2 separate regions of the Mus musculus genome follow, and region 2 is linked to region 1. Evidence: chromatin loops called from intact Hi-C (ENCODE). Cell type or tissue: left cerebral cortex. All regions are shown on one strand. Links, peaks and the distances in the headings refer to the core of each region. The heading gives the core; the rest is flanking DNA.

The links. Peaks named below come from ENCODE experiments on the same cell type or tissue, not always from the same donor. Only the 100,000 strongest peaks of a DNase experiment are listed, where the experiment ranks them.
Region 2: a loop joins it to region 1, with 7 times the contacts of the local background. A loop is called at or near these places in 11 of 42 quality-filtered maps.

The regions. Positions count from the first base shown.
Region 1 is chr9:110,409,313-110,414,723 of GRCm38, reverse strand. No RefSeq gene overlaps it. Among named protein-coding and RNA genes, the nearest start is that of Ptpn23, 3.8 kb to the right of the region's middle. In left cerebral cortex, for the core only: CTCF peaks have their summits at 3,025 (motif pointing left) and 3,647 (motif pointing left); DNase peaks (open chromatin) are centred at 3,017 and 3,612.
Region 2 is chr9:110,530,139-110,533,818 of GRCm38, reverse strand. Setd2 (SET domain containing 2) reads right to left here and starts at 1,222. Exons shown (of 21, transcript NM_001081340.2): 1 at 1,067-1,222. The coding sequence starts at 1,140. In left cerebral cortex, for the core only: a CTCF peak has its summit at 1,470; DNase peaks (open chromatin) are centred at 14, 728, 1,433 and 2,457; H3K4me3 peaks cover 2,278 bases; H3K27ac peaks cover 1,952 bases.

The DNA of each region.
Region 1 (5,411 bases), core at 1,756-4,255:
GGTAAGAGCACCCGACTGCTCTTCAGAAGGTCCAGAGTTCAAATCCCAGCAACCACAGGGTGACTCACAGCCATCAGTAACAAGATCTGACTCCCTCTTCTGGAGTGTCTGAAGACAGCTACAGTGTACTTACATATAATCAGTAAATAAATCTTTAAAAAAAAAAAAAAAAAAAAAAAGAAAGAAATGAGTTGTTCCCTGACCTCCACACATGCATGCCCCCTCTTCCTTCCCCATTACATAAATAAACAAATAAAGGATGCTGTAGGAATTCCACTGATAAGTTAAACAAGGTAGTCCCTGCAATCTCAGCGCCTAGGAAGTGGAGGCCAGCAAGAGAACTGGAGTTAAGGGACATCCTTTGCTACGTACCAACTTGAGACTGGCCTAGCAAGACTGTCTCAAAATGAAAAACAAAAAAAGACACTTTCTTGTCGAGTCTGCTGCTCAAGTTCCGTTCCTGGAATCCATATGGTGGAAGGAGAGAACCAACCTTCTCCAGTTGTCCATTGACCTCCACATCCAGGCTGTGATACATGCGGAGCTCCGGCCCCCCCCCCCCAACACACACACATACAGACAAAGGAAACGTAATGCAAAATATAAACTGGAAAAAAAAAAGAAAAAGAAAATAAAAAGGAAGGTCGACTAGACATATTTTGGAATCTGCTGGGCTTTTTCGTGCAGGATTGGAAGCTTGTAGTCAAGACCTGGCAATACTATGGCCTTCGCGCCATCTGCTGGCCAAGTGACCCTAGGTGCCAGGGCTATGTTTCTGGTTCCCCTGGATAGGCTTCCTCAAAGGTACTTGAAAATCTCCTGTTTTGGAATCTTTCCCAGGGAAAAGTGCCCAACATTCTTTAGTTTTTCGAAGGCCCAGGACCGTCTAGAAGGAAGAGGTGCAGACAGGAGTGGCTCCTGTGTTCCCTCCTGGGGCAAATCCATCTTCTTTCCTTTCTCTCTCTCTCTTTTTTTTTTCTTCTTTCTTTCTTTTTGTTTGTTTTTTTGGTTTTTGAGACAGGGTTTCTCTGTATAGCCCTGACTGTCCTGGAACTCACTTTGTAGACCAGGCTGGCCTCGAACCTAGAAATTTGCCTGCCCCTGCCTCCCAAGTGCTGGGATTAAAGGCTGCGCCACCACGCCCGGCATAATCCATCCTCTTTTTAGGTGTAAGGAAAAAGCCTTTCTCCCAAGCTTCAAGAACCTGGATGATGACCGGACGTGGTGGCGCGAAACCCTGTCTCGAAAAACCAAAAAAAAAAAAAAAAAAAAAAGAACCTGGATGATGGCTTGGAAAGGAAGCAATGCAAGGTGGGTGTCCCTGCCCCGGCTCCTGCCCGGGTCCCTGCCCCGGTCCCTGCCCCAGATCCTGCCCTAGCTCCTGCCCCCGCCCTGGCCCCCGCCCTAGCCCCCGGCCCTGCCTCAGCCTTGCTCCAGCTCTTGCCCCAACTCCAGCCCCGACTCCGGCCCCAGCCCCGGCCCCTGTTCTGCTTTGCCAAGTCTGAGACTAAGAGAGTCAGGACAGTCTAACTTTGTCCTCACCCCGCCCCGCCCCCTTTCTTCTCCTGTGCCTGGGCTCTCACAATCTTAGGATGTTTTGGGAGAACACTTTCCTCTTCTCTGCCTCATTCCCTGCTCTGTAAAGATTCAGGATTTTGAGCCAAGGGAGGCATCAGGGAGAAAACACAAAGCTTCCTGTTTGGGGTGGTTTGGAACATTTCCAGAGCTCACAGACAAGTAGGAAGAGAATTCTGGGCCAAGGAATCCTTGTGCCAATTTGATCTGTGAGGTGGTGGTGCATGCCTTTTGATTACAGCTCTCGAGAGGCAGAAGCAGGTGGATCTCTGTGAGTTTGAGGCCAGCTTGGTCTACAGAGCAAGTTCTAGGACAGCCAGAGCGACACAGAGACATTGTCGCCATAACAAACAAACAAACAAACAAACGTAAACAAGTTTAATTTAGCTGTACAGTGAAAGTAACTCTTTTAAAAAAAGATTTATTTATGTATATGAGTACACTGTAGCTGTACTGATGGTTGTGAGCCACTATGTGGTTGCTGGGATTTGAATTCAGGAGAGCAGTCAGTGCTCTTAACTGCTGAGCCATCTCTCCAGCCCAAAGTAACTCATTCTTGACAAGGACTGTTGTTATTAACTGGATCATAGTCACCAATCTGAAATGGCTTTTCAGTGTAGTTTGGTTTGCATTTCTCTGGTTACTGATGAGATGGGTCATCTTTCACATATTTTTGACTGTCCACATAAGTTTCTATCCACATTGTATATATTCTCTCTCTCTCTTTCTCTCTCTCTCTCTCTCTCTGTGTGTGTGTGTGTCTGTGCCTCTCTCTCTGTGTTTCCCTTCCTTTTCCTCCACCTCTTTCTCTTCCTCTTCTCCTAACAACAGTTTCTTTTGAGATAGGGTTTCCTAAGTAGCCCAAGCTGGCCTCAAACCTCAGCCTTCCAAATGATGAGTCTCTGCTTTGTGTCATATCTTGGGCTCATTTTTTTAAAATGTCGTCTTTCTTTCTTTCTTTCTTTCTTTTTTTTTTTTTTTTTTTTTTTTGAGACAGGGTTTCTCTGTATAGCCCTGGCTGTCCTGGAACTCACTTTGTAGACCAGGCTGGCCTCGAACTCAGAAATCCGCCTGCCTCTGCCTCTCGAGTTCTGGGATTAAAGGTGTGCGCCACCACTGCCCGGCAAATGTCGTCTTTCTTGAGGGCAGAGATGTTCACCTGTTTCGTTCAACAGCACCTAAAACATTTTGTGGGATCCTGGTGTGTGTGTGTGGGGGGGGGGGCAAGTAAAGTAGGCTGAATAAATGACCCACCTCCATCCTGGACTCTTACATTCACTTGCTGGGGGCAGTTTGGGTGGTCAACTCCCAAAACCCAGACACAAGTTTCCACATTGGTAACAGGAGGAAGGCTTTCAGTGTGTCTTTAAGGGGCCATGCAGCTTACTGGAAGGAAAGGTCCTGAGAGGACAAGCTGACCTGGCTTAATGTGGTGTTTGCTGCCCCCTGGTGATGGGACTGACTCTTCCCTTGAACCATGGGAGCCTATGTTACCTCTAACTTCCTGCTTTGCTGGGGAAATGGGTAAGTGGGAGGGGAGGATGAGATGGGGCATCCCTTCTACCCCTTCACCTTCCCCGGCCCATCCCACCACCGGCATCAGCATTTGACATCTATGATGGATCTTTTGCTCTCTGACACTTTCATACCAATTACTGTAACTGAGCGTTGAGCTCAGGGCTTCACGTTTGCTAGGGAAGTATGCTACACTTGGGCCTCGTTCCCAGCCTTAAATTCCTGCTAGCTGGCTCATCTAGTCTATTGTACTCTGTTATAGCAACTGTATAGATACCCCAGAACTCACATCTGTGTTTGCAGTAATTTGACTTGAGAAGTACCATTTGGGGCTGGGAATGAATCCACTGGGAATTTATCCATTCTACAGAGGAGAGGGGGGCTAGAGATGGGGCTCAGTGGTGAGAGTGCTTGCCTAACACACAACACACTAGGTTCAAGCTCTGGCACTGCCAAATAAGTAGTGAGGCTCAGGGGAGGGCAGCCAATAGGGATAGGATGCTCAAGATGCAGAGGCGGCTACTTGGCTGTTCTGAATCCTAGAGCTTTCCCTGCAGTGCCACCCTCTGGAATGCCCCTTTGTTACATGGTCTGTCTACAAGAATTAAGACTTCCAAAAAAGAAGAAAAAGAAGAAGAAGGAGGAGGAGGAGGAGGAGGAGGAGAAGAAGAAGAAAGAAGAAAGAAAGAAGAAGAAGAAGAAGAAGAAGAAGAAGAAGAAGAAGAAGAAGAAGAAGAAGAAGAAGAAGAAGGAAGAAGAAGAAGAAGAAGAAGAAGAAGAAGAAGAAGAAGAAAGAAGAAGAAAGAAGAAGAAGAAAGAAGAAGAAGAAGAAGAAGAAGAAGAAGAAAGAAGAAGAAAGAAGAAGAAGAAGAAAGAAAAGTAAAAAAATTAAAGAAAGAACAACAAAAACAAAAACAAAAACAAAAAAAACCCACAAAACAACAAAAAACAAAAACCAAGACTTCCTACTACCCCCTACCCCCTCCCTGTTCTAGCTCACATTGATCCCTTCCTGGCCTCATTTTTGGGATCTAAGCTGTTGCTTCTCTTTGCTCAGCAGGGCTTCCCCTCAGCTGGGACTCACCTGTTGTTCCTGAGTTTTGCAGAAATGGTGTCTGTAATGTTGGTATAGGGGCAGGTTCTAAAGAAGCCCAAGCTGGCCTGGAACTTAATACATAGTCTAGGTGGGGCTTGCCTTCTCACTTGGGGGTCACTTCTCACATGCTGTGATTAAATGAGTGTGCTACCCCCCCCCCCCCCCCGGATAGCTTAGTGAAAGATCTTGTGCGCGCGCACACACACCTTAGTCTTGCAGTAAAGCATATCTAATGTAATCCTTACAATTTTAACCATTTGAAGGCGACAGCTTTTAGGTACACTAGCTATTGTACCACCCCTCCCCCCACCATCCATCTTCAGAGGGTTATAATTCATAATGAAACTCTTCCCACAAACAACTCCTTTTGTTCTCAAATCAATTGCCGTGACAAAAATACCTCAAAATTAAAAGGCATTTTGCCTCATAGCTTCAAGGGTTATCGTAGGGAGGACCTTGATGGCCGAGTTCGCCTCAGAGCATCCAGAAAGCAGAGACACAGAACGGACAGCTGCACTAGCTGGCTTCCGACTCTCAAAAATTAGCTTTATCGTGTCTCTGCATAATGAATTGGGGGGGGGGCACACACAGGCCGTGGTGTACAACTCTGTCCAGCCAGTTTTCAATCCTCCTATCTTTAGGTTGATTCCCAAGATTGTTCCCGTGTTTGTGTGGCAACACCTTAGCTTCCAAATCATCCCCCCAGCTTAACATACTCTTTAAACTTCATTTTTTTGTGTTTTGTTTTGTTTTTTTAAAGACAAGGTTTCTCTGTGTAGCCCTGGCTGTCCTGGAACTCACTCTGTAGACCAGGCTGGCCTCGAACTCAGAAATCCACCTGCCTCTGCCTCCCAAGTGCTGGGATTAAAGGCATGCGCCACCACCGCCTGGCTAAACTTCATTTTAAAAATTATTGTATGTGTATAGGAGTTTTGCTTGGCACATATGTATGTCTGTGTACCACATGTGTGCAGTGCCCACAGAACCCAGAAGAAGACTAAAGGTCTGGAACTGGAGTTATAGACTGCTGGGAACTGCCATGTAGATGCTGAAAATCAAAGCCAGGTCCTCTGGAAGAGCAGCCAGTGTTCTTAACAACCAACCCACCTCTCTAGACCCTAACATACTTTTAGTATGGAAATGTCTGTTACTTCTACAAAGAGGACGTGGGCCCTACCTGGGTCGGGGAAACCCGTCTTGTGAATCCAGAGTCTTTATTCTCGGG
Region 2 (3,680 bases), core at 1-2,500, 120 kb before region 1:
AAGTGGAAGCTTGCTTTTTTACTTATGTTGTTGTTTTGAGGAAGCCTGCCTGCAATCCTAATTCAGTTGGTATCTCAGGTGTACACCACCATCTGACACCCAACAGAAATATAAAAATGCCCTAGGTGTACTGAAAAGAAACTATACGACAAAACTGTATTTCGCTTTACAAGTACACTATCTTCTTTAGAGAAGACTATACAAAGGGTCTCTTAACTAAATCTTCACACGCAGTAAAGCCATCCTTGTAGATAAGATTCTAGATTCTATTACCTAAGAAATAGGACGCCAAAGTGTTCAAGCATCATAATCAAGAAATGTTTGCCAGGTTTTCACTTTCAGGTTAAAAAACAAAACTGCTGTCACCTCAACAACGGGACCAGACAAACCTTGCCACCATTACAAAACCCAAGCGCCAAAGGTGCAGAATATGAAGCTCATCGCTCTACTGGGCCAGAATTGAGTGTCCAAGGAGGAGGGAAAACAAAAAACAAAAATAATATCAAAACCGGGAATGCAACGCGGGTCTCCTCCGCGGATCGAAGCGGGGAGACGCGCGGTAGGCCCTTCCGGTCCGAGTTGCCGTCACCGATAGGCCGGGCGATGGGCCGAGCTTCCACCCGAGCCCGAGGATTCTCGGCCTACACGAGCCGGCGCCCTGACGCCGGCGTCGGCCTTTGCGGCGCCTCGGACTATGCACCGTGGTTTGCAACAGAAGCCCGGGACGCCACCGAGTGTCCTGGAGGAGCTGCGCGGAACGCCGAACCTAAGCAGGCCGACCGAGGACGCGGCAACGGCAGAGGAGGCCGTGGCCGCCCCTCCCCCACCGGGCCGCCCGCCCCAACCGCCGCGGCGACGCGAGCAGCCTTCTCCGCGCCAGGCCCAACCGCCGGGCCAGCCGAGGCCAAGCGAGGCGGCCTCCAGGAGCTCCGCCCGGCCTGCCCTCCACCACGACCGCGAGAAGCCGCCCGGGGCCCGTTACTCCGCGCGCCGCCACCGGTCAGGACGCGCCGCCCTCGGGCTGGAGCGACCAACGACAGCGGGAGACCGCGGAGCAGAGACTTACTCAGGGGTCGGGTGCTCGGGATCGTAGAAATCCCCCATCTTCGGTGGCGGCTGCTGCGACGGCAGCGGCTTCATGAGGAGCGGCTGGAGGCGGCGACGCTAGCCCCCTCCCCGCGGCAGGCCGATGCGGGGGAGGGGACCGGAGGGGAGGCGGCCGCTGGTCCGATCGCGGCGGCGGCAGGGGCGGCCGGCGTCGCTGGCTGGCTGGCTGGCCCGCCCGCCCGCTCTCTCGCTCTCTCGCTCGCTCCCTCCCTCCCTCCCTCCCTCCAGCAACCGCCCGCCCGCCGCTCTCACCCTCACACACTCACTCCCGAAGCGACGCGCACCCCGCCCGCCCTGCAGCCTTGCAGGCCCAGCCCCTTAAAGAGACACGCACAGGGCAGCCCACCGGCCGCCAGTCGGCGCGCCAGCACCACCGACCCTGGCAGGGGCGGGGTACAACCCGCCGGCCAGGCCAGGCCTAGCCTGCGGCCTCCCGGAACAATAAGTCCCGGGGCCGAGTGTTGGAGGCGGGTCCCGGAGCTGGAGGGGAGCCACCGCTGCCCCTCCCTGGACAGCGTCCGTCCCGGGAACAGCCCAAGGCCGTCAGGACACCCGCCTTCATCCTTCGAAGCCCTGGGAGAGCCTGGCCTCCGGGCACTGAGGTAGCGCAGCTGCCGCCCTCGCCCGCTTGCTCCTTTATTCGGTCTCTCTCGCCCCTTCAACTGGCTCTCGGCCGCGCACCGAAAACCAAGCTAAGCAGGGGCTGCTTCTCAGCCTGGGCTTCTCGGACACGCCCTCCGCCCGCCAGCCTCCCGCAGCCCCCACCACCGTGTTCCCACCGAAACCACCTCACCGCGGTATTCTGCCCTCGCCCTAAAAGTCAGAGAGGCTATGTTTGTTAGACCTGGGGGGGGGGGGTGGTCCTGAGGAAAAGGTTATTAATTAGTCTTACTAAAAAAAAAAAAAAAAGTTAGATTAAACTAGAAACTTTTTATTTCTGGATTAGCAGGATTTCGTGAAACTATTAGCTAATTTACACCTCGCTGAATTTATAGCAGTTGCTTATCATGAAAGTGGCAGATTAGATAGTTGAGATCTTTTGTGGAATTTTCTTTGATTAGCCACTAATTTTTTAATTGGAATCACCAATAAATTGAAATGTGATCTAACAGAATCCTTCACTAGCTAACTTGGCCGTATTGTTTAGACAAACATCTTCTGTAGTTAAGACTTACCCTGAACACTTGAATGCTTCATCCTGCCTACAACCTCTTGGGTGCTGGGATTCTAGGTTTTTTGTTTTGTTTTTCAAGACAGGGTTTTTCCTGTGGCCTAGAACTCAAATCCATCTGCCTCTGCCTCCCATGTGCTGGGGTTAAAGGCGTGTGCCACCACTGCCCAGCCTAAAATGTATTTTTAAAATTGTTTTTATAGGAATGGTATGTGTTGAGCCACACACATGCGCACGTGGAGATCAGAGGATAACAGTGAGTCCATTTTTGTCTCCCATGTGGGTCCTGTAACTTACATCATAAGGCTAGGCAGAAAGTGCCTTTACTCACTGAGCCATCTACCATGCATTTACATTTTTTTTCACTTGTATGTAGGCTAGCAGAATTTTTTTATCATTTTGTTTAGAGGTTAATCTGGATTTTTTTTTTCCTGGTAACTTTTACTCATATCATGGAAGTTCAAGGTCCACCAAAAACAAAACAAAACCCGCTCTAGGTTTCAGTCTCCCACGACCATTTTGTTTTGCATTCATTGGTGAGCTTTCCTTTGTGGCTGAAACTTGCTATGTGCTATACTGACCTCAAACTCAAAATCCTTACCCCAGCTTCCCTGATGCCTGGATTACAGGTGCCAGACACCACAACCTGCTGAAGATGAAAGTTTTGTTGTGAACAGATTCTCTCACTGCTGTGAGGATAAAAGGAGGGACTTGTGAAACCCCGAACTTCCTCTTTTTGATTCTTTTTGAGACAGGGTTTTGTGTATCCCATCTGGCCTTGACCTCAGTAAGTTGGCCAAAGATGACCTTGAACATCTCTCCTCCTCCTGCATCGACCACATAGTAGAGAGGTTACAGGAAGGGAGACAGCACCAGAGCTGGTTTATATGGTGCTGGAGATTGAACCCAAGGCTTCCTAAACACTAGACAAGTACCCACCTAGTAAGAAATATCCCAGTCCATAAAATCCTAAACTTTAAACCAATACCAGCCAATTTCTAGTCCTATGACATTGGGCATGGCTGTTTCTGGGGTTTCTACAGCCTTACCTATTGAAATAGAAGAGTATCACATAGATAATGTTATGAACATTGTACAACAATGCCTTTCATTAAACAACTATCTTTTTTTGTTTTGTTTTTTTGAGACAGGGTTTTTCCTCTGTGTAGCCTTGGCTGCCCTGGAACTCACTCTGTAGACCAGGCTAGCCTCGAACTCAAAATTCTGCCTGCCTCTGCCTCCCAAGTGCTGGGATTAAAGGCATGTGCACCACCACTGCCAGGCAAGTTTGCCTAGAGCGTGAAGCTCTCTTCCTGAGTCTCTAGTGTGCTATCACGCCCAGCTATATTTTGAATATATTGGAGCTCTTTGCCTTAAATGTCACATAAGCCATTGGCAGCCA